Regions from separate parts of the Mus musculus genome. Here regions 2, 3, 4 and 5 are each linked to region 1. The links are chromatin loops, found by intact Hi-C in ENCODE. Cell type or tissue: gastrocnemius. All regions are shown on one strand.

Region 1 (5,000 bases):
TGTGCTGAGTTTTACAGCCTGAATGATACTTCCATCATGGAGTCGGTTGTGCTAAGGTCTGGGACCTGTTACAGAGGTGTGGGGGAGGGGGTATGGGGGAGGGGGCTGAGTCCAAAATTGTTTGCCCCACATGAGTTAACACAACAGGGTTTTGGTACACCCTAAGGATCAAAAATACTGACACCACAGGAAAGGTGGATAGCTCAGCAGCCGTCCACCAAGCTGGTGGGAGAGAGACTCCATTCTCCAGGCTGCCTGTCTCCTCCACTGCCTCACTACCGGCACTGAACTCCAACATATTGTGAAATGAGTATCCCTATAACAGAAGCAAGGCAACATGTGTCCTACAACATTAGAACTACTCAGGCTGAGAAGTGAGTGAGGCCTGCCCTCAGTTCCAGCATCAGGAAACCCCTTAGGACAGGGAAGGTTCCCCTCCCTCCCGTCACTACACTCCCTCCCGTCACTTCCACAGCTGGTCACTCACGCCTCACTCAGTCTCTCTTGAGCCCTCAAACAGCTCTCAGCCTCTGTCCTTGCCATCCCTTTCCCCATTGTGTGACCCACAGCCAGCCACTGCCCATGAGTGCCTTGTTGGAATTCCTTCCCTTCCACAGGCTGCACTGCCTGACCTAGTGAGCTGAGTTCCTTCTGAGAAAACCCATCCTGTTTCAGTGGCTTGGTTCAAAGACCACACTTGTTCCTCATCGTGAAATGGAGTCCGGGATATGTCGCAGAAGCAGATAGCTTTGCTATCGGAGGGGACCCGGAGGAAACAAGGTATGGCAGTTGGGATGCCAGCCCAGGTCTTCAGGATACAGTGCAGATGTCTGGTACTTCTGTCACTAATGTGTTGAGCTTGCTGGTGTCTACACACGAATTCACAGCTACTGCGCACAGAATTGCCCAGGTGGGCAGGCAAAACGAGGTCATTGTCAAGACCCTGTGATTCTCAGGAAAAGAAGAGACCTGTTTTGTTTTGTTTTGTTTTGTTTTGTTTTGTTTTGTTTTAAACTACAACTTAAATCTCCCAAATTACTCTACTCGGGCTTTTGGGGCAGGAAAATTAAAGTTTCATGACCTGTCTTGGTTATGGAAAGTTCCAGACAAGTTGGGCATCTAAGCAAAAGCCTGCCTCAACAGTAAAAAGAATGGGGCCCAGGAATGCAGCTCAGTGGCGGAGGGAGGACTTGACTGGCATCCTCAGGTCCATCCGACCCAACACCTCACAAACAAGTACTGGAAATAAAAAGAAGACGAAAGACTGGGATGCCACATCTTTTAAATTCACATTCCATTTTGGAGACCCTGACCCTAAGTTTGAATTCAGGTAAACTAACAGGCCAGTACCTAGCATTAGTTTCCAAGCTACCCCTCAACAAGACCCGAGCCTAGCTCCGGTCTCTAGGCTAATCGCCAACAAGACCAGCGTTTCCAGGTTACACCCTCAATAAGACCAGTGTCTCCAGGTTATTTCCTCAACAAACCTGCACCCCTGGGTTACAAGCCCACCCCCTGCCTAACGACCACCAATGCAGAGGACAGCAGAAGTTAAGTTATGATCCGACTCCCAGCACCAGCCAGTTATGTTAAAGACCACAGGAGCTTGCCAATCAGATGCATGCACACGTACTCCATCCCTGCTCCCTGCTCGCTGCTTCCTAGAGAGCCCTGCCTCCTAGGTGTAGTGGATGGGAGTGAGTTTACCTCCAATTATTTACAACAACTGGCTGTTGTTTTTTGTTTGTATTTCTCCACAGGAAAACGTGGGTTTTGTCACATGTAAGCTTGTCCTTGTGATTGAACACTTTAGATAGGCATTCGGGGATCTCATCCCATCCCCCACCAAAACTGTCCTGTGTGACAGCGGTGTGTTGGGTGGCCTGAGCTAGCTTGAGTAAAGGCCCTGCTATGAGTTGCATCAGATTGGCTCCTGTCTGTGTTTGGGGGGATCACTAACATTTCCCTGGCACCACAAGACTACAGCTCAAGAGCGAATTACTTCTTAGTATGTAGGAGGTCGGAAAGTCACACACTGCCTTGAACTCTCTTTGTCATCCTGGCAGGTTTTCAACTTGTCATTTCAGTCTGAGTCAGCTTCCTGCATTGCTGGGATGATAGGCCTGCACTACGGAATGCACCCAGGCCTGCTGCTCTCGGAACTTTGCAGCAGGGGGTCTGTGGTCCTGGCTGAGTCAGGAAGATTATTGGTGATTCCAGGCTGTCTTACACACAGGAACACCACCTCATCCTTGCTCCGCGAAGTACCAGAAGCTTTGCCTTGAATTCTTGAGTGAAGACTGCGGTGAAAGTCAACTCCCATGGGAGCTCAGTTGTTCCTATTGGAAGGCCTCCAGCAGCTGACCAGCAGGTGGCGCTAAACACCCGTGCAGCCCCTTAGGAATGAAGGGCTCTAGCTATACACTAATTCTTTCTGTATGATTTTGACTGCCCTGGGCTGGGTCTGGAGATGGTCCAATAAGGATAAAGAGATAATAATCTGTAATTTCAGTTTAGCTGGATGAGCTTAGAACTCTGGAGGAAGCACATAGAGGGATCTGAGCTCAATAAAGTGTCTTTAAAAAAAAAGGTTCCAGGCTCAAAGGGAACCTTTCAGGGTGGAGAGGTCAGGCCCTAGGGCTACCGTTGTAATTTACATAAAGGCAGGGATGGTAAAATGTGGAATAGCCCTGAAGTGTCCTTATGCAAAGTACAAGGTCGGGACAAGGACCCAGAGTCATGTGAGGGCTGGGGCAGAAAATTCCAAGAAAACAAAACAACAAGAATTCCTATGACCTCAGTTTCTCTAACCCAGGGAATTGTTCTTAGAAGGTGCTTGTGTGCCCTCCCTGGTGTAGCGGGTAAGAGTGAGTTCACCTCAGATTATTTACGAGGCAGTTGGTTTTTGTTTGTATGTTTCTGTGGGAAAGAAATGTGGGCTTTGCCACGTGTAGCTGTCCTTGTGATTGAACCCCTCACTCCGGTGATTCTTCCGAACCTTCGGATGTAAACTGCCCAAAGCTCTGAGACTTTAGACCTCCTCATTTCAGGCTCCATTCTTCCAGGTTCCACCTCCGCAAGAACAGTAGACGTTAAGAGGTCCGCCCTGCCGTAGAGGCTGCTTAAGGGTGAGAAAATGGAACTCGGGAGGAAGAAAGAGGCTGGAACAAACCAGAAAGCCAAGCAGCAGCCATCGCCCTTGTAGACTATCCTTCCCCTCCCTGAATCAGTTTCTTTGCTCGACGTGCATTTGCGTGTGTGTGTGTGTGTGTGTGTGTGTGTGTGTGTGTGTGTGTGTGGTGCTGGAAACTAGTGCCTCACATGCATTAAACATGTCTTTTCCAGCTGAGCAAATCTAGCCTTTGTATTCCTGATAAGGTTGCCATGATCTTCTTATGACTGAGAAAGCTGCCCCAGCTGTCGGGAGCTGGGCACTCCTCTGTGGACAGTGCTGTCATGGCCTGGTGACAGACCTGCAGATAATGTATGCCATGGGGCTGGATATAGGAGGGGGGTCTCCCCAGCCAGTGACTGTGTGAACTGGGTCCCAGACAGGGAACAGGAGAGAGGAGCTGGCTAAAGGGGCCCTGGGGCTGACAGCCTAGATAGAAAGTAAGGGCATAGTGTCCTGCATGCCCTGAGGGTTCCCCACTCCTTAAAATGGCAGCTGAGAAAGGCACGAATCAGTCCAGCAAAAGCCAGCTAAGTAGGGCCTGGCATGGCACCTGAAAGCTTGAGTTCTATCTAAGTAGCTCCTGAGCATGGGGGAAAGAGTGTTCCAAGGACAATCTGAGGCAGCCCTCAGGTGTGGTAGAGGGAGGCCTGGAGTCAGGTGACTCAGCAGGTTTAAGAAAACCACAGTGCTCCAGGGAAGGAAGCTCTAGCTCTCTCTCTCTCTCTCTCTCTCTCTCTCTCTCTCTCTCTCTCTCTCTCTCTCTCCTGCTGTCCTCTTGCCCCTCCCCGTTCTCCTCCCCCCTCTCTCGCCATGTGCTCATGGCCTGCTTCTACTTCTCTGCTCTCTCTCTCTCTCTCTCTCTCTCTCTCTCTCACACACACACACACACACACACACACACACACACACACACGACCTTTGGTCTGACAGGACTGAGACCCTGACAAAGCTCCTCACACGGGATGTTCACCTCTTTCTGGTTTGTCCCACCCTCTCAGAGCTAAGGGTGCTACTCCAGGCCAGACAATGTGCTTGTGTGGGGCTCAGACTCCCCTGAGTCCTGTCCCATCCCTGACTCCAGATTAGCACTAGCAGATTACAAACTGGACTTCTGCAAGGGGGTGGTTTGGGAGTGAAAGAGACAGGTTAGTGTTGTGCTTTATAAAGAGAGGGAAGGACTATGTTTAGTGGCTGTGAGGTCAGGTATTGGGGAAGGGGGTGCCTCTGCGGGCCCATGCCAAGGCATCCCTTCCCCCTGACGGACCAGACACAAGAAGGCAAAGTATAGAATAGAGTTTATTTAAGGCATGGGGGAGGGGAGTTGAGAGAAAGTCAGAGAGAGTAGAGTAGTAGAAGCCAGCCATGAGCACATGGAGAGAGGGGGGAGGGGAATGGAGAGAGGAGAGCAAGCAGGCAAGAGAGAGCAGAAAGGGCCAGCAGCCCCTTCATAGTGAATCAGCCACACCTGTTTCTTGCCAGGTAACTGGGACAGAGCCCAAAGTGCTAACAGTTGGGATGGAAGCTCCTACCCATTCTCTCTTACACCCACACCCTAGTTTTGGACCCCACTCACATACACTCCAGTCTCTCTCATCCTTCTTTTCCAGGGTCTTCCAGTTTTACTGAACTGTGCCTGCACCAGCCGCTTATATCCCAATAATGGTCAGCCACATTGGGACGTGAGCCGGAAACAGTTTCATGCCGTTGCCTGCGGCTGCCTAAGCAGCTTCCTTCTAGCTAGGTGAAACCGGGCTGCTGCTTTGTTGTTTGGTTGGTTTGGTTTTGGAGACAGGGTTTCTCTGTGTCCTGGCTGTCCTGGAACTCA
Region 2 (5,000 bases), 280 kb after region 1:
AGGCTGAAAACATTCTAGGCCTGGATTAGATTATACGGTGACTAGACGCTTTCGTGACCAGGTCTCAGTTAGCAGACTGAGGTGGTGAGCCTCAGAGATGACAATTGTACAGGGGGATAAAAGTTACTTTTACAAGAAGGTAAGTAGGGCTGTTGAGATGGCTCAGCAGGTAAGAGCACTGACTGCTCTTCCAAAGGTCCTGAGTTCAAATCCCAGCAACCACATGGTGGCTAGCAACCACCCATAATGAGATCTGATGCCCTCTTCTGGTGCGTCTGAAGAGAGCTCCAGTGTACCTGTTTATAGTAATAAATACATCTTTAAAAAAACCCAAAAAACAAGTAGGTAAATAACTGGGTGAAATCAGCCGTGATCCTTCTAGGTGGAGGAGAAGGTTTGCCAAAGGATGGGGCCTAAGTATAAGTGTGCAAAGATCTGGTCCCGGGAGGGAGACTGGCTGTGTGCAGTGGCGTGTGAGCTGAACTTTCAAGCCCAGTCTCCTCTCCAGAGCAGACTGATATTGGTCTCCCAGCACAGCTATAAGGATTGACTTCCTGGCATTCTCTCAAGCAGTATACCTCCAGGTTCCTGGTGTAGCTATATAACTACACGTGGGCTCTACCCTACACCTCGGGAGCTCTGAGCTCTCTGGAGCACAGGGTTCTGTAGCTGCAGGGTAACCCTCTGTTCCGAAGCTCGCGTGGTGGCCTCTTGTGACACACCCTTGTCCTACTCAGCAAGCCTCCCTCTCGTCATGCCAGCTTCTTGGAACCTTCTCACAGGTCCCCCAAACAGCCCTGTGCCCTGTTGCAGTCTGTCTGTGACACCCCTTCTTTCCAACCTTCTCCTCCATTTGTCCCCCTGTCCCCAAAGTATCTACCAGGAAGGAGCACCATGAGTGTTGGGCTTTGCAGAGCTGAGGGATGGATGTGGCCCTGAATTCTGCACAGAGTCCCCAGGCCTATGTGCAGGACCACGTGTAATGGGGTTTAGATAGTGTAGTGGTTTGTATTTGTTCGGCCCAGGGAGTGGTGTTATTGGAGGGTGTGGCCTTGTTGGAGTGGGTGTGGCTTTGTTGGGGGTAGGTGTGTCACTGTGGGTGTGGGCTTTCAGATCCTCATCCTAGCTGCTTGGAAGCAGCTTTCCACTAGCAGCTTTCAGATGGAGATGTAGAACTCTCAGCTCTGCCTGTACCATGCCTGCCTGGATGCTGCCATGTTCCTGCCTTGATGATAAGGGACTGAACCTCTGAACCTGTAAGCCAGCTCCAATTAAATGTTGTCCTTTATAAGACTTTCCTTGGTCATGGTGTCTGTTCACAGCAGTAAAACCCCAGCTAAAACTGGTAGCCAGGCAGGAGGGCTCTTTCTGGTGTCATACTGCCCCATCCCAGTATGTGGTCCTGTAGAAACTTCAGATCTGGCTCAGAGCCTCAGTTGTCTGGCCAAAAGCCTGCACATTTGCCAGACCCTTTGTTTGTTGTTTGTTTGTTTTTGTTTTGGAGACAGGATTTCTCTGTGTGGGCCTGGCTGTGCTGGAACTCACTTTGTAGAACAGGTTGGCTTCGAACTCAGAGATCCTTCTGCGATTGTCTAAGTGCTGGGATTAAAGGCATGCGCTGCAGCCACTGTCACCCCCCCTGCCCCCGCGCGCCCACTGCTGGACCCTTTTTGGGCTCACCCTAGGGCACACACTTTCAGCAGCTCACAGGTGGATAGAGCATCCTTGGAAGATTTCCTCTGGAATGTTTACACAATGGCTTGGGGTTCCCAGGGTGACCATCGTGGTGATGAGCCTTCTGCTAAGGGTCACTGCATGATCTCAAACTTCAGTTTTCATCTGTAAAATAGAAACACCAAATACCTCATGGGTAGTTGCAAGGATGGAGCTAATCACAGCCAACAAGCTTATGTACTCAGTGATGAGTGGTTTCTGTGGCCCAAGATATTAAAAGCAACTATGGCCGGGCGTGGTGGCACACGCCTTTAATCCCAGCACTTGGGAGGCAGAGGCAGGTGGATTTCTGAGTTCGAGGCCAGCCTGGTCTACAGAGTGAGTTCCAGGACAGCCAGAGCTACACAGAGAAACCCTGTCTCAAAAAAAAAAAAAAAAAAAAAAAAAGGGCAACTATGATCCTTGAGCGCCATCTGGTGTTCAAAGCTTATCATTGCATCTAGGAGTTCTCAGCTGGGTGGTTTTTCTCAAGTTATTATTAGGCCTGCATCCCTCTTCCTCTGCCGCATGTCAGCCTCTGGCCTTTCTGCAGGCAGCAGGCAGCCTATTCCTGGAAGGTGGACAGAACGTGCCAGCATAGGCCACTCTACTCCCACCCTGCCAAGGACACTTGGGAACAGCCTTCTGTCCCTGGTACCCTTTAGGCTGATGAACAAAGCTTTGAGGACAATCTCGTTCAGTTTCCTTTCTCTGGTTAGTGATTGGGGCTGCATGCTAGGTTTTTCATTGTGTGTGCATCATGGATGCGCGCGCGCGCACGTGTGTGTATTGTCAGGCGTGCACACAGATGTGTGCATGTGGGTGTGTTCACTGGCTTGTGACCACGGGGACACCAGAGATCAATGTTGGATGTCTTCCTCTATCTTTCTCCACCTTACCTTTTGAAACAGTCTCTCACTGAACTTTCAACTGGCCCTTTGGCTAGAATGGCTGGCCAGCAAGGTCCTGGGATCTCCTGTCTCTGCTTCACCTCAGCTGCCTGCCCTGCCTGCAACCCGGTGCTGGGGCTCTGAACTGGGCTCCTCCTATTTTAACAGGAAACACAGTACAGTCAACAGGTGTGTGTGTGTGACCCTGGGTCAGGGACGTAGCACTTGCCAGAAATAAATGTCTACGCCTAATGTCACCTTGAGCATTCAGCCTTTCTTCCCTGCAAAAGGTTACGCGGGCGGGGCTTGTTGACCATTTATGCCCCTCCTCCTAGTGGGTGGGGTAGGGCTCTAGATTCTGCCTGAAGTATCCACCTGTTCCCTACCCCGTGGCAATTCTGCTCGAGGCCTTGGGGAGGGGCTAAAGTACATAGAGGCGGGAAGGACCAGCCCCGGGACTGTTTGTGTGGCTGCAGGGATGGCCCTCGTCCTTGCTGGGTGAGGCTTTTTAGGTGTGGCTAGTGTTTGTAATCCCTCGCCTTACCCTCTGTACAGAAGCCCAAGGAATGCATTGATTCCCACTCACTTTGGCAGAACTATGCCTTGGCGTGTTCCTGCGACCTTCGGAGGAGGAGAGGTGGACTTTGCTAATGCCTTCTCTGAGGAGGAATTTTAGCTACAAAAAAGGAGGGGGCGGGGAATGGACTGGGATTTTTTTTTTTTTTTTCTGGCTTGTGGACTGTATTTTCATGGTGGTCTGGGGTTGTAGGGTGTGGCGGGCATGTCATCGCGGTGTCAGGAATTGGAATTGTTAGGAAGTTGGAAGGACTTTGGTCAGTCTATAAGCAGTTCTAACTCCTTTGCGGCAAGTGGCTTTCCTGACTGAGACCTCTCACAGTTGGATTTGATGGCTTTGTTCCAAGCCTTCAGCTCCTTAGATGAAGCCCATTGACATCATGGAGAACAGGGTGTATTGCTGGGGCCGGGCTTCCGTTGTTATCAAAATGCAGAAGTGACCTCAGACACAGATGGACGTTTGATCAAATAGCTGGTACTTTGTGGCTGCGTATCGTCCGTACATTAAATTAATCACGACAAGTGCTGACTGAGGCCCGGGGAGATGGCTCAGTTGGTGAAGTGTTTGTTGTGCAAGTTCAGATCCTCAGCACCCACAAGAAAGCTGAGCGAGACAGCGCATGCTCAGGGGCTCACCAGCCAGCCAAGCTGAGCGAGACAGCGCATGCTCTAGGGCTCACCGGCCAGCCAGCCTAGCCAAATTAGTGAGCTCCAAGTGTGGTGGGAGACCCTGTCTCAAAAAATAAGTTGGCGGATGATTGAGGAAGGAACCCAGTGTTGACCGCTGACCTCCGCGAGCATTCATGTATGCGTGTGTACTTCTACACACGTGCACACACAAATCTACATATGAGTGTGTATACATATGCACACAGAAAGGAGAAAAAAAGAAAAAACATACCCCAAGAGTCGAGTTACAGTGTTTCATACAGCACTGAGTGCTTTCTGCATTTTGGGGGGAAACTTGACTGGTGGGCGTGTATTCTCCCGTGAAGGTAGCGAACGTGGACTCTCCTGTGACGAATGGTTACATGGATTCCCCTGTGATGGTTGGTTACTCTTTGCATCTTGGCATTTATTGCTGGATATTTCGTTAAAACTTTGTTTCACCCCAAATTATATATATATCTTAATATCTTTATGTTTCTATTAGTAGAAACGATGGCTTCAGATATTAAAACATTAATGTGTTAATCTTTCTCCAGGGTCTGCTGGCATTGTATTAAGACCTGGAAAACGTTTCTTCTCTTTCTACTTTCCTGGATGAGTTGGGAAACATTGGTGTCGACATTTCCCCCATATGTGGAAGAGTTGTCAGGTGAAGGCACTTGGTTCTGAAATTTTCTTCATTAGAATATTAGGAGGGCTGGAGAGCTGGCTCAGCGGTTAAGAGCTCTAGCTGCCCCTGCAGAGGACCCAAGTTGGCTTTTTGGCACCCACACCTTGGCTCACAGCCGCCTGTAATTCTAGTTCTAGAGGGGCCTGACTCCCTCTTCTGGCCTCTATGGGCATTGCACACATGTGGCAGAGCTTAATAAAAGTAAAAGTAAAAAGAAAAAGAAAAAAGCCCAGTGGTGCTGGTGTGGAGATGGCAGGTATCTTCAACCCCAGCACTTAGAAGGCAGAGGTAGGTGGACATGTGTGTGTTTGAGGCCAGCCTGGTCTACATAATGAGTTCTGGGATAGCCAGGGCTACACAGAGAAACCCTGTCTCAAAAACAAAACAAAACAAAACAAAACAAAACACAAAACAAAAAACTAAAAAGAAAAAACGAAAAGATAAAAATTAAAAAGAAAATGAGGACAAGAGCTGGCAGTGGT
Region 3 (5,000 bases), 140 kb before region 1:
TTCCATGTTCACTGATACAGAAAAGTCATGCCAAAAACCACAGTCCAAAGGGCCAGGGCCCAGCTTAGAGGTAGGGGGCTCACCCATCACTACCGGGCTAGCTCTGAAAATGAAAAACAAACAGAAACAGATGACCATCTCCTTGCACTGATGGAGTCGATGCTTAGTTGTACGACCTGGAGGAGCCCAACCCAAGGCCCTGTGCAGATGGCTAAGTTCACAACAGCTGAGGTAAACCAGCCCACCTCATGGTGGAAAGCCACAGTTACAGCAGGGAGAAAAAGGAAAGCCAGCTTGAGATCTAGTCTCAGTGCCCAGCTCCATGCCCTACTGTGTCCCTGGCTAACCAAGTACCAGGAACTCGCATCCAAGACATGACACCTGCAGGCCCCTATTCTGGGGGCCGGCTGTCCACTTATTTTATTTTAATTTTGTATGTAATAGCAACAGTCCCACCCACTAGCATGAAATCCATAGGTCTCACTACAACGCAAGCACTTATCAAGACCTTAAGCTCTGCGCACTTGAGCTGCAGTTCCCTAATCCAGAGTCCAACCACAGTGGAGAAAAGGATAGAGCCGGCAGGTGCGGTGGCCCATTCTGTAATCTCAGCTGTCAGCGGTGGAGGCAGAAAAATAATCCGGAGTCTGGGCTACGAAAACCAAAACGCAGCACCCTGCGCCCACAAAGGAGCTAAAAAGGCGAGGAGCCTAGAAAGTTGGGGTTTTGGTTTGTTTGTTTGTTTGTTTGTTTGTTTTTGTAAACACCCATGATCAGCCAGAGACTAGGAAATTCCGTGAGAAAGTGTGTTCACTGCCCTCTGCCTCCAAACGCAGAACTAAGAGGATGAAGTGTGGAGTCGAAAATCTTTGACAGGAAGCAGGCAGAAACAAGCGAAGTCTTCTAGACCGGCGGTCAGTGGTGCGGGGGCCGCCCAGCGCGTGCAGTCTGCCCGCCGTAAATATCTGCGGAACGCTTTGTCCCGACCTGCATTTTCAGCATTAAGAACTGTAGTGAACTCTGAGGACCACCCGAGGCCATTTACAGTCTCGGAAAATGTCCCGGATGACCAGAGCAGGATTTAAAAGAGTAATCTAAGATGTCCTATTCAAGTGGCTGGTGGGGTCGGCGACAAGGGACAGCAGGAACTTCGGCTCTGTACTGGCTGGAGGGTTAGGCTAGGAAGAGGCTGAAGTCAACTTTCTAGAATTTAGAATGGTAGTGCTTACAAATTGCAAAACTTCTTCTAAAAACAAACTCCCCTGGCCCGTACGGGGATCGAACCCGCGACCTTGGCGTTATTAGCACCACGCTCTAACCAACTGAGCTAACCGGCCAGACGGCTAAGGTCTGCTCTCAGACAGTCTACAAGGTCTGTCCTTGTAGGAGCCTGTGCTCCAGGCTGTCTGGCTCCTCCCCTTCTCCCCAGGGTTCCAAGCACCCGCCTCTCTCCCAAGCGCTCTCCGCCCCACCCGAGCCCTTGCTCAGTGTGCTACTCCTTGAGCAGATGAAGAAACTGACGCGGGGGTGGGGTCCTACAAAGAACCCAGACCCCATAGGGGAAACATATCCGTTGCCGGTCAGAGCTCCGAGAATATTTGCAGCGAGAAAACTAGGGAACTAACGCTGTTGTCATAGCTGAATCAAACTTAGAATACGGAAATCCAGACAGAAAGCGAAGAACGACCGCGAACTTAACAGCATCGAGTCACCAGCAGCTGCTAGGACCTTAGCTGCCTTCCTGCGGACCTGAACCCCGTGCTAGTCCGCCCCCGCAAGGTCTGATTATTTATTTGTCATTCTTAAAGACTATTTTTGACTGGACTCAGAAGTAGAAACTCTCAGCGAGAACAGCGCACGCCACTTGGCGGTCTGTTCCTGGAGTTTTTCTTTGGCTTCCTTCATTTTCTTGGCCAAAAGTTTAGCATGTTCTACAGCCTCCTCCTCGTTTCCCCAGTGCCCGTGCGTACGAAGCACCTCGGGGAGTTTCGGACAGCCGATGGCCGCGATTTCCCTGTTCTGGATTTTTCAGCTTCCTCCTGACACGGCCTGGAATTCACTTCTAGCTTTCTTTCAAATCGAGGCAGCTCTCCCGCCTCGGCCTTCCGAATACTAAGATTACAGGCACGCGCCACCACGCCAGGCTCAAAAATGTCTTTATAAATCGTTGCTAAGTACAGTAACGCATGGAGTGAACAAGACTGAAGTTTTTCTCAAAAACAAAACAAACAAAAGAGCCACCACCTCTGCATCTTGGTTTAAGTTCGGACAATATCACGGACTTACATGAAAATACTACTTTGTATCTGGCAACCTGGTGGCCAGAGTAACACCGCTTTGCAGATTCCCCTAAAACCTCACTCAAAAAGGTGTGGAGCAGAGGCAGGAGGCTGGAAGCATTTCCAGAGAGACCCGGACTCTTCAAGCCAGTAAATAGCTGGGTGAAGTGGCGCTTGCCCACCTGTAACCCCAGCATTTGGGAAGTGGAGACAGGGGGATCAAGAGTTCAAGGTGGAGCAGTCGAGTTCGAGGTCACCTGGTTTTTACCCTCCCTTTCAGCAAGACTCCTACTGTCACGGAAGGCAGGTTTCCCTACGTCCCTGCGTGCAATCTGTTTAAACACCCCGGGTATTTATGCGGTGAATCCTCTCCCACCACCACGTCGTGCACTCCAAAGGGCCGCAGCCAAGCCGACCTCAGCAAACGCTGCGAGTTCGAGCCCACTTTCCCAAGGGATGGGTCAGAACCCGCTTAGTGCCCAGGCTCACCCGGCTACCCGACGCCAGGACGCGGCCAGGCACAATGACTAAGAGGGAACGCTAGGGGGCACCCGAGACCCACGGAACTCAGAAACCAGGCGGCTAAGAGTACAGAAAATTAAGTTTTCTTAAGGGAGTGGATGTGTCTTTATACACAGCATTTTAAATAGCCCACTTTCTGATTTTTCATTTGTTCGCGTTTTTGAGCTATAGTATCATTTAGTCCAGGCTATCCTCATAGCTGAGCATGGCAATGAACCGCTCCTCTTGTTTCCATCTCCCTGAGGTTAGGAGTATAGGCATTCACTGGCAAGGCTGAATTTTATGCCGTGCTGGGGAATCGAACCCTGGGCTTCATACAAGCTAAACTACCAAATCAGCGCACCCCCAGCCGTATGTTTCCTTCTAGTAGAACTTTTTGTGTTGCCCTGTGTTCTGTTGTTTAGCTTTCTACATGAGAGTCGTTGGCCTGAGTGGATTTCGTTGAGTTCCTTTTTTTGGACGGTCAAATGCACGAGACCAGAGAGCAGCTGTGCTGTTTTTGTCTGTTTGTTGGCTCTTAGCCGGAGATGCCTTCAAGGGCTTCTTGCTACAGTCTGGGTTGGCTGTTCTCTATGCCTGCTGCCCAGCTCATCTTCCCAGCCTTCCCCATCCTGTGCTGGATCCCTCTCCCGGCAGCCCCAGGGGTTTGTCTCCCTCACTTTGGACGTCCATCATCCATGGTGACTCCTGGGAAGTGATGAGATCTCCTTTCGTGTGTGACCCCATTTTTGCCTCTGCCCCCACCACACCAATAACTGGGGAATTCTAGAAGAGAATTAGAAGCAATTGGAAGGCCACACTCCTCTTTTATGGCCAGTGAAATATTCAATGTCATGCCCCCTGTGCTTCTGTGAGTCTATCCCAAAGTTATCACATTGGGATAGACTCACATATCCCAAAGATATCACATTTGGGATAGACTCACAGAATGTGAGTCTATCCCAAAGTTATCACATAGCCTACGATTTAAGAAAGACAGTTTGCAGCAGGGGCAGTGGTGGTGTCCCCCTGCTTCTGTATCAAAAGATCTGGTGGAAAGAGTCACCTGACAGGAAAGCTGGAGTGGCAAAGGATAAAAGCATTTTCCAAAGTCTATGTAGCTGGAACTATGTAACCCAGGCTGGCCTTGAACTCGCAGAGATCGGCCTGCCTCCACCCATAGCCCCAAGCCACAGTGCTGGGACTAATAGCAGGAATGTGTGACAACCCCCTTTTCTCTGTGTCTCTTGCTTTTTCCAGACGCCTGAGTTGATTCTCCTGGCCTTCTTCACTAAGGCTCCATGACTCTAAGCTTGTCCTTCCTCTCCCCTCTGCAGCGGCTGGTGATCGAGCTCAGTCACTGAGTTCTAGCTTTTATCTTCCTCTTCACATTTTTAAATTTTGACATAGAGCTCTGGAACACACAGTCACAGGAAGGCAGAACATTTTCCATAGAGAAACCGAAGTCCTGCTTGTGAATTCTGGGCTTGGGGTGAGATGGAGAAACAGAAAACAAATAGGGAAATGAAAATAATTTAAATGTTTCACTCCCAATGTGTGCATATGAAAACTGTTAGACAAAAAAAAAAAAAGAAAGAAAAATAGACAAACAGAAGGGCTTTTCAGATGTTACTTCTATTTTTCTATTTATTTATTTGTTTATTTATTATGTATTTATTTACTTATTATATTACAGTAAGTACACTGTAGCTGTCCTCAGATACTCCAGAAGAGGGCATCAGATTTCGTTATGGATGGTTGTGAGCCACCATGTGGTTGCTGGGGTTTGAACTCAGGACCTTTGGAAGATCAGTTGGTGCTCTTAACCACTGAGTCATCTCGCCAGCCCCAGATGTTACTTCTAATTTGCTAAAACACATCAGTTGTTCCAGGGGCCAGTTTGAAACACACCCTCCATAAAATATGTACACGTTGAAACCCTTTGCGCCCAACTTCTTCTGGGCACAGAAACACAGGGAGTCAGAAGCCATGGGCTGGTGTCTGGGTTCAGTGATCCACCAGGAGGTGCCCCTGACAAAGCTCTTTATCATCTTGGGACTCCAACAACAGGATATATGGTTTCTATTGCCCAAGTCAGCAAAAACACTTCTCCCATCTGCCTGTTTAACTGGGTCAAAGGGTAAAGTTTGTCCTGAATCCTCAATGCTTAAAATCAGGCTTGCCCCTAGACAGATAAGAATGATACAGAGGTGACAGGTG
Region 4 (5,000 bases), 100 kb after region 1:
AGTTTCCCTGCATCTGACCCATCACCCCTCCTCCCATACACGGAGGACAAGAAGGGCAGAATCTCTTTGCTTACTTTCTTAGGGTTAGTAACTGGCCTTTGAAAGTTCAGGTCATAACTTGCCTGTTCAATTGGGTAGAGGGAACTAAGCCAAAATGATCTTTAAAAATATAATAATGCCGAGTTAGAAAGCTGAGTCCTGATTGGTGGGATGATGGTGGTATGACTTGATTCTCCCAAATCATCTTTGGAATACGGGAAGCCCTACAATATGCTTATTCCTTGCACAATTGTCCTGTGCCAGGTCCCAGAGGCTGCTGATGGAGGCCCGAAGATTCTTCTAGAAGCCAGACAGAGAGAGAGACAGAGAGACAGAGAGAGAGAAAACAGATAAATATCCCCATTCTCCCTCCATCAGCCCACCCTGGTGTAATGTGTCATAAATAATCTTGCAGAGGTGAGAGGACAGACCCAAAGCTACTGTGGTGAATTGCTACTGTGGAATTGCTGGCGTACTGGCAGTGATCAATACTGAATGTCCACCTGACACTAGGTGCTGTGTTAGTGTTTCCCTCTGCCTATCCTGCAGAGATAGGAACAAGGACAAAAGACCGGAGATTCTGAAACCTGCAGGGACTTAGTGGGTGTGGGGCTGATTGCACACTGGCTGCACTGTGAGTCAGCACCTGGGAAATGCAGTCATTCAGTTATCCGAGGACTCACTCATCTGCAACCTGGCTCCACGCCAGGGGACAGATAGCAGGCTCAGACTTTGGATTATTATCATTCCAAAGAAGACAGAAATGATTTGTTTACAAGGATTTACAAGTGGATCAAACCTGTGTGCTTTTTCAATAAACATTCTGTTTTTGTTTTTTAATATAGTAAGAACAGACCTGCTGCACACAGGCTGCTGAGATTTCTAAGGGCACCATCCTAGAGGCTGGCCAGGCTGAGACAGGGCTAACGAGGAAGCTGAGCTTGGCTGAAGATGCCCTTCTGCTTCGTGGCATAGGACGCAGCCAATCTTGGGTGGGGACCCGGCCTTTCTAGTCTCCTGTCTGTGAAAGCATCTGCTTTCAAGTGTTGAGAGGAGCTGGGAAGAGCATTTCTTTCCTGATGAGGGATGCTGGTGGCGGCTAGAGTACATACAACTTTGTCATAAATTTGTGATACACTGTGTAGAGGTCTTGCGCATTCCCAACATCTCTTTAAAATACCATATGACGTGCTGTTGAGATACCGTGTCAGGCTCATTCTCTGTATTCTGCCCCCTCTCTCAAGCCCTAGAGAGCACACAATCTCTCAGTGGGACCACTGTCAAACCAGCACCTCCAGGCTGTGTTTCCAAATACCCCTTCTCTGAATTCCATATTGGACTTTTGTTTTTCAAGGTCTTGTCATGTAGCCCTGATTGGCCTGGTACTCAGCATGTATGTAGTACATGCTGACTTCAAACTTGAGCAATCATCCTATCTTGGCCTGTAATTCCAGCCCTAGAATTGTGGCGTGTCCTACCATACCTGGTTCATGTTGGGGCATTCACTCATAATCAACCCCACATCTGACATTGCTCTTAGGCCTGGAGAACACCCAACACTTTCTTAATGTATACTTAATGTATGCTTCCAGTCCAGGAATGGGAGGAAGGCGAGCGGCAGGGCACATACAGGTAAAGATTTGGAATTTCTTTGCCATACTTTCAGACAGACGACATCATTTGCGCTACTAGGCACAGCTGGAGGATCTAGCTGGCATTTCACCTCACTGCAGGGCACTTTTGATGAAGCTTGTTCCAGACTCTTATCCCCTTTCTGTCTTGCTTCGGCATTAAATGGGCCTCATAAGGACTGAACTGGATCCGGGTTTTGGAGTTGAAGACCAGGGAAGCCTTGCACCATCAGAACAGGAAAAGTCCATTTGCGCCCTCTGGTGGTCACGAATTTCCTCACTTTCAGGGGGCCTTCTTTCTACTCCCCACCTCCCCATCCATCTGTGTGGTGCCACCCGGTCAGCTAGCAAATGCCAGCCTGTGGTTCGGCCCATATTCCACCACCCACAGGGAAGATTTATGAAGACTTTCTGGGCAGAAAATTTACCTAAGCCCTAGATGCGCCTGGTACTGCCTAGCTCCTTCCCTTTTCCCTCTAGTAGAACCAACCACGTCTCTTACCAAAACTGTGCCCCCAGCTAAGTTTCCTGCTTCCTGGGTGCCCAGCCCCCTCTCATCTTCTGCTTTTCTGATTCTGTCTCTTTCATCCAGCCTACTTCTTTAAAAGGGTTGGGGGTGGGAATCTATACAGTTGCAGCACTAGACAGGCAGAGGCAGGAACATGGCAAATCCTAGGACAGCCTGGGCTACATAGTAAGACTGTCTGAGAAACAATCAAGTCAAAACAAAGCAAGGCGAGAGAGAGAGAGAGACAGACAGACAGACAGACAGACTATGTCACATCTCTGCAAGCACCACATTTCTGCTGCTCTTTCCAGCAAACTCCTTGGGAATAAACACAATTAGCCCTGTCCTGAACACTTCCAGCTCTCCTGTAGTGGTCTGGATATACTTGGCCCAGGGAGGGACAATATTAGGGGGTGTGGCAATGTTGGAATAGGTGTGGTCATATTGGAGGAAGTGTGTCCCTATGGGGATGGGCTTTGAGGTCCTATGCCCAAGCTCCATGTGGAAGAGAACCTATTGGCTGCTTGCAGTAGCCAGTCTCCTCCTGGTTGCCTCCAGGAGGAGGCATGGTCATGGTGTCTCTTCACAGCAATGGAAACCCCAAGACACCTACCCAGCCCTTATGTTCCCAGCAAGAGTGGTCAATATCACCAACCCTCTGCGCCTGGACAAAGCCAGTGGCTGGGTTTTGGCCTTCTCTTGCTTGACACGCTGAGATACTTGGCACAGTCGTCCTCAGCCAGGCTCTGCGGACCCTTTCCTTCCCTCCTCTTAAAGAGGCTGTGGCCCAAGGCTTGGTGTTCAGCTCTCTTTGGTCTTGAACCAGTGACTCTGCAGCCTGATGTACAGTGCAGCGGTACCTGCTGGCTCCCAACATCAGAGGGGTATTGGGGTGTGCTACAGAGGTTGAGTAAGTGTTCTAGAAAATTCCAGGTTGATTGGGAGTTTTTTTTTTTTAATTCTTCTATATCTTTCTTCTCCTCCTTGTTCACCCTCCTCCTCCTCCTCCTCCTCCTCCTCCTCCTCTGCTTATTGTGTTTCAAAGTGAACTCAGCGTATTGTGCATTCTTAGCAAGTGCTCAGGACTGTAACCCTGGACTTATCCCCGACCCTCATTGATTGTCTGTTCACTTGCTCTGTTGGTTATTTTCTTAAGTATGTCATGTTTTTATTGAAAGTGTTAGTCTACTATCCCAGCAACCATTTTCATTTGTATTGTCAAGCTGCATGCTCTCTGAGGCACTTAACACAATTACCTCCTACACCTCAGAGAACACATCAATTTTACATAGTTAGTGTTAAAGGCAAATAAATATCCCGAAGGTTTTGTTAAATGCTTTCTTTCAAATATAATATGGGAATGGCTGATGCTCTCCATTTCACAGAAAAGGAAAATTAAATAAAAGATGAATATGAAAACTCTGCTTTCCAAAACTTCCCAGTGACCCCAAATGTAAGATACATGAGCAGCTAAGGTTTACTGTGGAAACCTCAAATTCTCTTTAGATGACTGATTGATGTAGTGCAATGCTGCTGTTTACTAGTCATCCATCAATAATCATCAATGCAAATACTGTCCTCAGAAGCCTGCAAGGATCCCACTTACGAGAACCACCTGCAGGAAGAACTCTTGCTTACACAAACCCAAGGTAGAAAGGAAATGTATGCTGGTATAATAAGGTTCTAGCTCTGTTGATTGTTGAGAGAAGAGCACCATTGCTACAGTCCCTCCCCCTAGAGAGTTTGGTCTGTTTTTAATTTCTTTTCCCACTGAGGTAAGGAGCCTCCTTTCTCCAAATCTTTCACCTTTGAGGCTGCTGCTGAGAAGGATATTCCCCGTTGTAAACTTTGGCTCCCATCAGTAAAAAGTCCCATATCTGAATTGGGAAGTGGCTCATTCTTCAAGGCTGACGGTGAGGAGAAAGTCCTTTATAATAAAATCTCTCCAGTCATGGAGGGCACTCCCTCCTCTTCAGGTACGTTATGTGGCTGGATGATACAGTTGCCATGGTCTTGGATGAAGGGGTGACCCGGCATTTCCCTTGGTCAGGATGAGGTGGTCTTATAACTGCCTGCCTTGGCACCATGTAGTGCAAGCTTTCGTTCTCTGTGTTAACAGGGGTGCTTCCTTGGTGTCTTCACAGGACTGAACAGGTCTCACATAAGGGCCATGCAGACCCCAAGACCAGAGCGTTTCATAAACAGGAGTTTCGGGTGTACCTCACCTGTGTGGTAGGTACATAGGGTGGTGCGGCAAAGACCAGCTTTTTCCTCAGACAGGTGCCTGCTTCACCTGCCTTCCCTCCACCTCACTGTGACTTAAGACGTCTTACTTTAGGGCTGAAGATATAACTCTGTGCTTACTAATTTTTTCTCATGAGACTTGCCTGTCCGTTCAGATGAAAGACCTCAGAGGAACCGCAGGTTGAAGCCCAGTCAGATCCCACCGCCACAGGGCTAGGGGGCCATTACAAGCACCTACACATTCATCGTGCATTTCCAAGTTATACATTCCAAGCTTAAAGTGCTAGTATGTGGGGCAGGAGAGATGGTTAGGCGACTGGTGATGCTAGCTGCCTTTCCAGAAGACCCAGGCTCGGTTCTCAGCACCTACACGGCAGCTCACTGCTGTCTGTGGCTCTAGTTCTAGAGATCTGACACCTTCATATATATGTAAGCAAAACACTAATGCACGTAAAATAGATTATTCTAAAACATTTCTAGTCTGTCTATTTCTCTGGAGGCCAGTACGAATGCATCAGTATCCTTTTGAGGCTTTTATGTGGAGCCTAGTGTCACGTCCTCAGTGTCCCATCGCGGCT
Region 5 (5,000 bases), 250 kb after region 1:
GTGTGTGTGTGTGTGTGTGTGTGTGTGGTGTGTGTGTGTGTTTCGAGTTGGGGAAGAGCTAGAATTCCTCAGTAGGTGAACTGAATAACCATCAGGTGACCCAGCAATCCCACCCTGATTCTTCTCTCTGGCCGCTGTCCTGGATTGGAGACCACGGCAGGTGTGCTTTGGTCTAATTGCTCATCCGCCTAAGAGACCCCAGGGTTTCCCTTAGCCTCCTTCTTGTTTTTAAAAGATTTATTTGTTTTATGTATATGAGTACACTATTGCTCTCTTCAGACACACTAGAAGAGGGCATCAGACCCCATTACAGATGGTTGTGAGCCACCATGTGGTTGCTGGGAATTGAACTCAGGACCTCTGGGAGAGCAGTCGGTGCTCTTGCGTTTGAGGTACTAATCGCAAACACAGTGTTGCTCATCAAACTCAAAGCAAGATAGATGACTTTCCTCTTGAGAGTTCCGAGTGCAGACTCCGGCCTCATCACTCGCATCCCTGGGGAACCTCAGGCAGCTGCAGGGCGATCTAAGGTATCCTGAGGCACAGGGCAGCGACCTTTCTGACCTTCTCAGGGCCCGAGCACTCGGACTCTGGGTCCTTCCAGGGGAAGCTCTTGAGAGGAGGGAAAGTAGAACTATCTACCAGGTGCCATGAGGAGCTGGGGCGACAAGCCACCCAGGCAGGCCCCTGCTGACTTGTGTTATTACCACAGTGGGTATGGGCCACTCTCCAAGTCTTCCCAACAGTTACTGGGCATGGTGGCAGAGGCTACCCCAGAGAAGCAATAGATATCAAGAAAGGGTGAGGACTTTCTAACAGGCGATGCCTCCTCCAAAGTCCAAATGTCTCTTCTGTTCCCCACACCTCCTGTACAGCAGGCATCCTCCTCCTGAACATGGAGTGAGAGAATTCTGGGCAACAGAGACATGGGTGCTTGTTAGTCTCGGTGCTTCAGAATTATTCATTCAACCAGCAAAATAAGCAACTGGCTTGGTGACAGAGCCTCACTCCTAAGCGTCTTACCATATAAGGGATTACTACACGGAACAAACAGCATGTTTCCTTCATTCAAACTCTGCAGCTCTGAGAATTCACGAGGACATGTGAGATGCCTACTGTGCCAGAGAGCAGGGCCAAGCCACTGGGATCACAAGGGGTTCACGATGGTGAACGGAGGCAAACACAAAGGATGCTCCTTGCCGTGAGCTAACCAGGGCTGGTTTCAGATGGGGGTCCAAGCCTGTTGATAACCAACCACCTCACCACTTTCTCTGAGTGGCCAGCTGCATGGATGCACCCTGGACCAGGGCCAGAAAGCCAAATCCCTGGGCCACACTGCCCTGCTTCCACCTACTCCATGAGAGGCAGTTCTGTGAGAAGGTGGTACCTGTTTGCTGGCCATTGTCTAAGGCTGCTCTCTCCTACAATAGCACAGTCAGCAGCTGGGACAAACCATACAAATATTTTAGGCCCAAAAGGCCTAGGACAGTTATATCTAGCCCTTCACAGAAAGCTCATTTTTCTAGGGCAACACTTCCTGCTGAGAGGTAGAAACAGAGAGGAAGGAGGGTTTTCTGATCATTGACCATGGATTTGAGCAAACCTGCCAGCCTGTTTCCCAGTGGTAGGAAAGGACTCACAGAGCTGTGACCTTTGGTAGCAAGAATACTGGGGGTCATGTGCCATAGGCGTCTCTGGGCAGAGTTCTCCACAGATGAATCTTCAAAGGGGAAGCTCAGAGGAGGGGATGTGACTTGGCTCCAGGGACCCACAGAGGTGGGGTACCATGCTATGAATAGCCACCTTCTCCTACTCTGCAAACCCACTCACCCACCAGTTATCTGCCCTCATTCGCCGGCTCCAAACACCCCAACACCTGCCTATCACCCCTTTGGGAAGAGAGAGTTCCATCTGAATGTCAAATCCTTGGCAAGACTGTCCCTGAACACTGAAAGCAGGCTGTGTGTGCAGTGAGAATAGATTCCCGTACTATTTAATAAAATAGTTAGACCCAGGGTCTAATGCACAGTAGGCACTCACATGCTTCACACTGACAACACCCCAGCCTTCATACTGTATTTTAACCATGGATGTTTTCACCTATAAAAATGTAGACATACAAGACACTGTCTGCAAGAGCGACTATGACACCATGTGCCTTCTCTTGGGTTTCTCAAGGTTCCCTCACCTAAGAAAATGGAGTCTCCTCACGTGTAGAACTTGGGGAGGCCTGTCATGGACCAAGAGGTAAACATAGTGCCTTCACACCTTACCAAGATACTCTCTCTTGTGTCTTCTTTTCTCTAAGTTTAGCTATTCTCTTGCCTATTTGTTTCTTCTTTTTGTTTAAATTTTTAATCTGAACTTTGATAATTTGTATTGTTAAAGAGAGCTAGTGGGGCTAAACTACAATCCGTTCGCTCATGTTAGAAATGGTTGTGTAAAATACTGTCTGGCTACTTGTCAGCTCTCCCTCACGGGACTCTCTCAGACACTATATACACTCCACATCTGGTAGGTCTGAGCCACACGGGGCTACTGCGCACTTGAAATGCGGCTAACCCAAGGAACTTGACTTTAATTCTCATGACTTTAGGTTGAAATGAAATCACTTGATGTGGCCAACTTCTGAGCTCCTCCCTGGACAAAGCTAACATTTGTGGCCACACCAACGCCTGTAGGCTGTACAGTGTGGGGAACTCATCTATCAATGTCACATTTCTCAACAAGAAAACCACACACACACAAAGATAAAGGGCAGCTCTGTGCACCCTCAGTGAAGGCTTTTAGCCTCTCCCTGGAGTTTAAATTCTAGGCTTGTTCTCTGACTCCCCCAGGTGGAGAAACACGGATGCTGCGGCCTGGGAAGCAGCAAAACTACTAAGTACTGCTCCCAGCCAGGGGAAAGTAGAGGAGCAGAGACAGTGCTGCTCAGCCGGGACCAGGGTACACCCACCATCTGGGAAACACGGCAGGCTCTTCCCATCACTGAAGCTTTCAGGGCAGTTGTCTTGTGCCTCAAGAAGACATCCTGTGAGCCATGCCAGTGGCTGGGCAGTTAGCTGATGACCATGATGACCAGGGATGTCCTTTACAAGGGCAGGGAAACTTCTGCTCTGTCCTGTGGCTGTCCACAAGCCTGTGCTCCCCCTGCAGCTACCTGTGCCTCCATGTTTAGGTTACCTCTCCCATCTCTTTCCCTGCCTGTCCCACAGACCTGGTCCTGTCCGCTTAGGCGCTAAAAGCGTTGGCGCCCTGACCCAAAGCAGCATCTGGCTCTTTCTAGGAGATGGGCCCTACCTAGGCCCTCCATTCAACACCGACTAAGGGGAACTGGCAAGAAACTCCCAAGCACACAGACTGTCCAGAGGCAACGGGAGCATACAGCACACCTCAGTCAATGCTTACGTTCTAAGCAGGTCAGGACTGCATTAACCTTCTTATCCCCACAATCCTCAGCACCATGCTCACAGGGGCCAAAAGGGCCAAAGATGCCCAGGCCAGAAACCCATCAATCCATCCATCCACCCACCTATCATCTATCTGTTTATCACCATGAAGTGCACTGCCTTGAAAAATACAGCAAAAATATCTTCTTCCAAGACGCAGTGTTCAAATGAACGTAATTAGGAAGGAGAAACACACTTCAGTGGAAAGCCCACTCTGAAATGCTTTAAATAGAACCAGACTGAATAGATAGATACATTTACCACTGATCTTCTCTAGCAAGGTCTGTGAAACAGTTATTCTTTTGCCAACTAAGAATTTTCTAATGCTTAGAACTTTCCCAAAACAGCAGAGGAAGTCCTGTCCCAGGTGTGGGCACATGCCTACAATCTCAACATTTGAGTAGCTAAGGTCTGAGGCTAGCCTGGGCTACATGGTAATAAGACCCTGACTCAGATATAAACAAAAAGAAAAGTCCTAACTGCCGTATCATCTGAGCTAGTATGACGTCACTTACTTAAAATCAATAATATTGAATGAAAGCTCTGCCCTGAAATTCCTTTCGGGATTAAAAAAATCATAAAACAAATAATAATTAAAGGTTATTTATAACTTACAATAATAGAACAGTAAGCAGGCTGACCTGAAGCTCTCCCTTTTCTGGCACTATTTATCAAGTGCGGAGGACTGACCACAAGGCCTTTGCACTGCACTCCCTAGGTACACGTTCCACGGCTGGGCAAAATTCCCAACCTTCTAAGCACTTTTTAAATCCACTGACCACTGTATTTCTCCACTGTAGGGCCCAACTAACACATGGAGATTGCAAAGAAGCACGGATCTTGTTAAATAGCTGGCCCCAAAGGACTCATCTAGTAAGGCAAGCGAGCCACAGGCCCAAAGCACTGTGCCGTGGATATGTGATGGCAAATTATTTCCCACGTTTATATTAGACAAAAGAAATATGGCTTAAGGAAGGAAAGCCTTCCCTGAACTGGACAGACGGCTCTGAGTTAAGAGCACCTGCCATGCTTGTAGAGGACCTTGGTTTTAGTCCTAGCACCCACACGGCAGCTCACAACCACCTGGAACTCCAGTTTGGGCCACCCTCTTCTGGTCTCTGTGGGCACTAGGCACACACAGTACACACAAACACTCACGCACATAAACAAATATAAATTGTTAAAAAATAAATCTTAAATTTCAGATAGATGAGCCTGAGCTGGTGCTCCAGGAAGCCAAACTGTCTTCACAGCAACTTGGATGGGATTTCATGAGTTCACTTCAGTCTCACGCCGGGAAGATTTGTGTGAGCGATACATGTGCTACCAAAATGGACTGACTGTAGAGCCAAGCAGCTAAAGATGTCCAAAAAACCTAAAGCAATGCCCCCCTTTTCCTCAAAAAAAACTATCTATCTATCTATCTATCTATCTACTTATGTGAGTACACTGTAGCTGTCCCTGGACACACCAGAAGAGAGCATGGGATCCCATTACAGATGGTTGTGAGCCACCATGTGGTTGCAGGGAATTGAACTCAGGACCTCTGGA

Evidence for each region. Hi-C counts contacts between places; a loop is a spot of excess contacts. Peaks named below come from ENCODE experiments on the same cell type or tissue, not always from the same donor. Only the 100,000 strongest peaks of a DNase experiment are listed, where the experiment ranks them.
Region 2: a loop joins it to region 1, with 4 times the contacts of the local background. A loop is called at or near these places in 13 of 42 quality-filtered maps.
Region 3: it touches region 1 in a loop (4-fold over the local background); 18 of 42 quality-filtered maps call a loop at or near these places.
Region 4: a loop joins it to region 1, with 3 times the contacts of the local background. A loop is called at or near these places in 17 of 42 quality-filtered maps.
Region 5: it touches region 1 in a loop (2.8-fold over the local background); 9 of 42 quality-filtered maps call a loop at or near these places.

What each region holds. Positions count from the first base shown.
Region 1 is chr12:110,700,484-110,705,483 of GRCm38, reverse strand. No RefSeq gene overlaps it. Among named protein-coding and RNA genes, the nearest start is that of Hsp90aa1, 6.6 kb to the right of the region's middle. In gastrocnemius, no CTCF peak of the experiment used is centred here; a DNase peak (open chromatin) is centred at 2,370; H3K4me3 peaks cover 256 bases; H3K27ac peaks cover 197 bases.
Region 2 is chr12:110,416,107-110,421,106 of GRCm38, reverse strand. Gm40577 (a long non-coding RNA gene) reads left to right here and starts at 3,043. Exons shown (of 3, transcript XR_873021.2): 1 at 3,043-3,101; 2 at 4,385-4,497. In gastrocnemius, CTCF peaks have their summits at 1,986, 2,186 (motif pointing left) and 4,679 (motif pointing left); DNase peaks (open chromatin) are centred at 2,208 and 4,632.
Region 3 is chr12:110,841,675-110,846,674 of GRCm38, reverse strand. It overlaps 4921507G05Rik (RIKEN cDNA 4921507G05 gene), which reads right to left. Exons shown (of 2, transcript NR_152102.1): 2 at 2,871-4,266. n-TIaat6 (a tRNA gene) reads right to left here and starts at 1,337; the gene lies at 1,264-1,337. In gastrocnemius, no CTCF peak of the experiment used is centred here; DNase peaks (open chromatin) are centred at 1,399, 1,915, 2,793, 3,079 and 1 more place; H3K4me3 peaks cover 2,967 bases; H3K27ac peaks cover 2,789 bases.
Region 4 is chr12:110,595,668-110,600,667 of GRCm38, reverse strand. It overlaps Gm35558 (a long non-coding RNA gene), which reads left to right. Exons shown (of 2, transcript XR_381950.4): 2 at 304-4,060. Among named protein-coding and RNA genes, the nearest start is that of Dync1h1, 3.2 kb to the left of the region's middle. In gastrocnemius, a CTCF peak has its summit at 1,939 (motif pointing left); a DNase peak (open chromatin) is centred at 1,935.
Region 5 is chr12:110,452,211-110,457,210 of GRCm38, reverse strand. The region is part of intron 2 of Ppp2r5c (protein phosphatase 2, regulatory subunit B', gamma); the gene reads right to left. Among named protein-coding and RNA genes, the nearest start is that of Ppp2r5c, 7.5 kb to the right of the region's middle. In gastrocnemius, no CTCF peak of the experiment used is centred here; a DNase peak (open chromatin) is centred at 2,838; H3K27ac peaks cover 328 bases.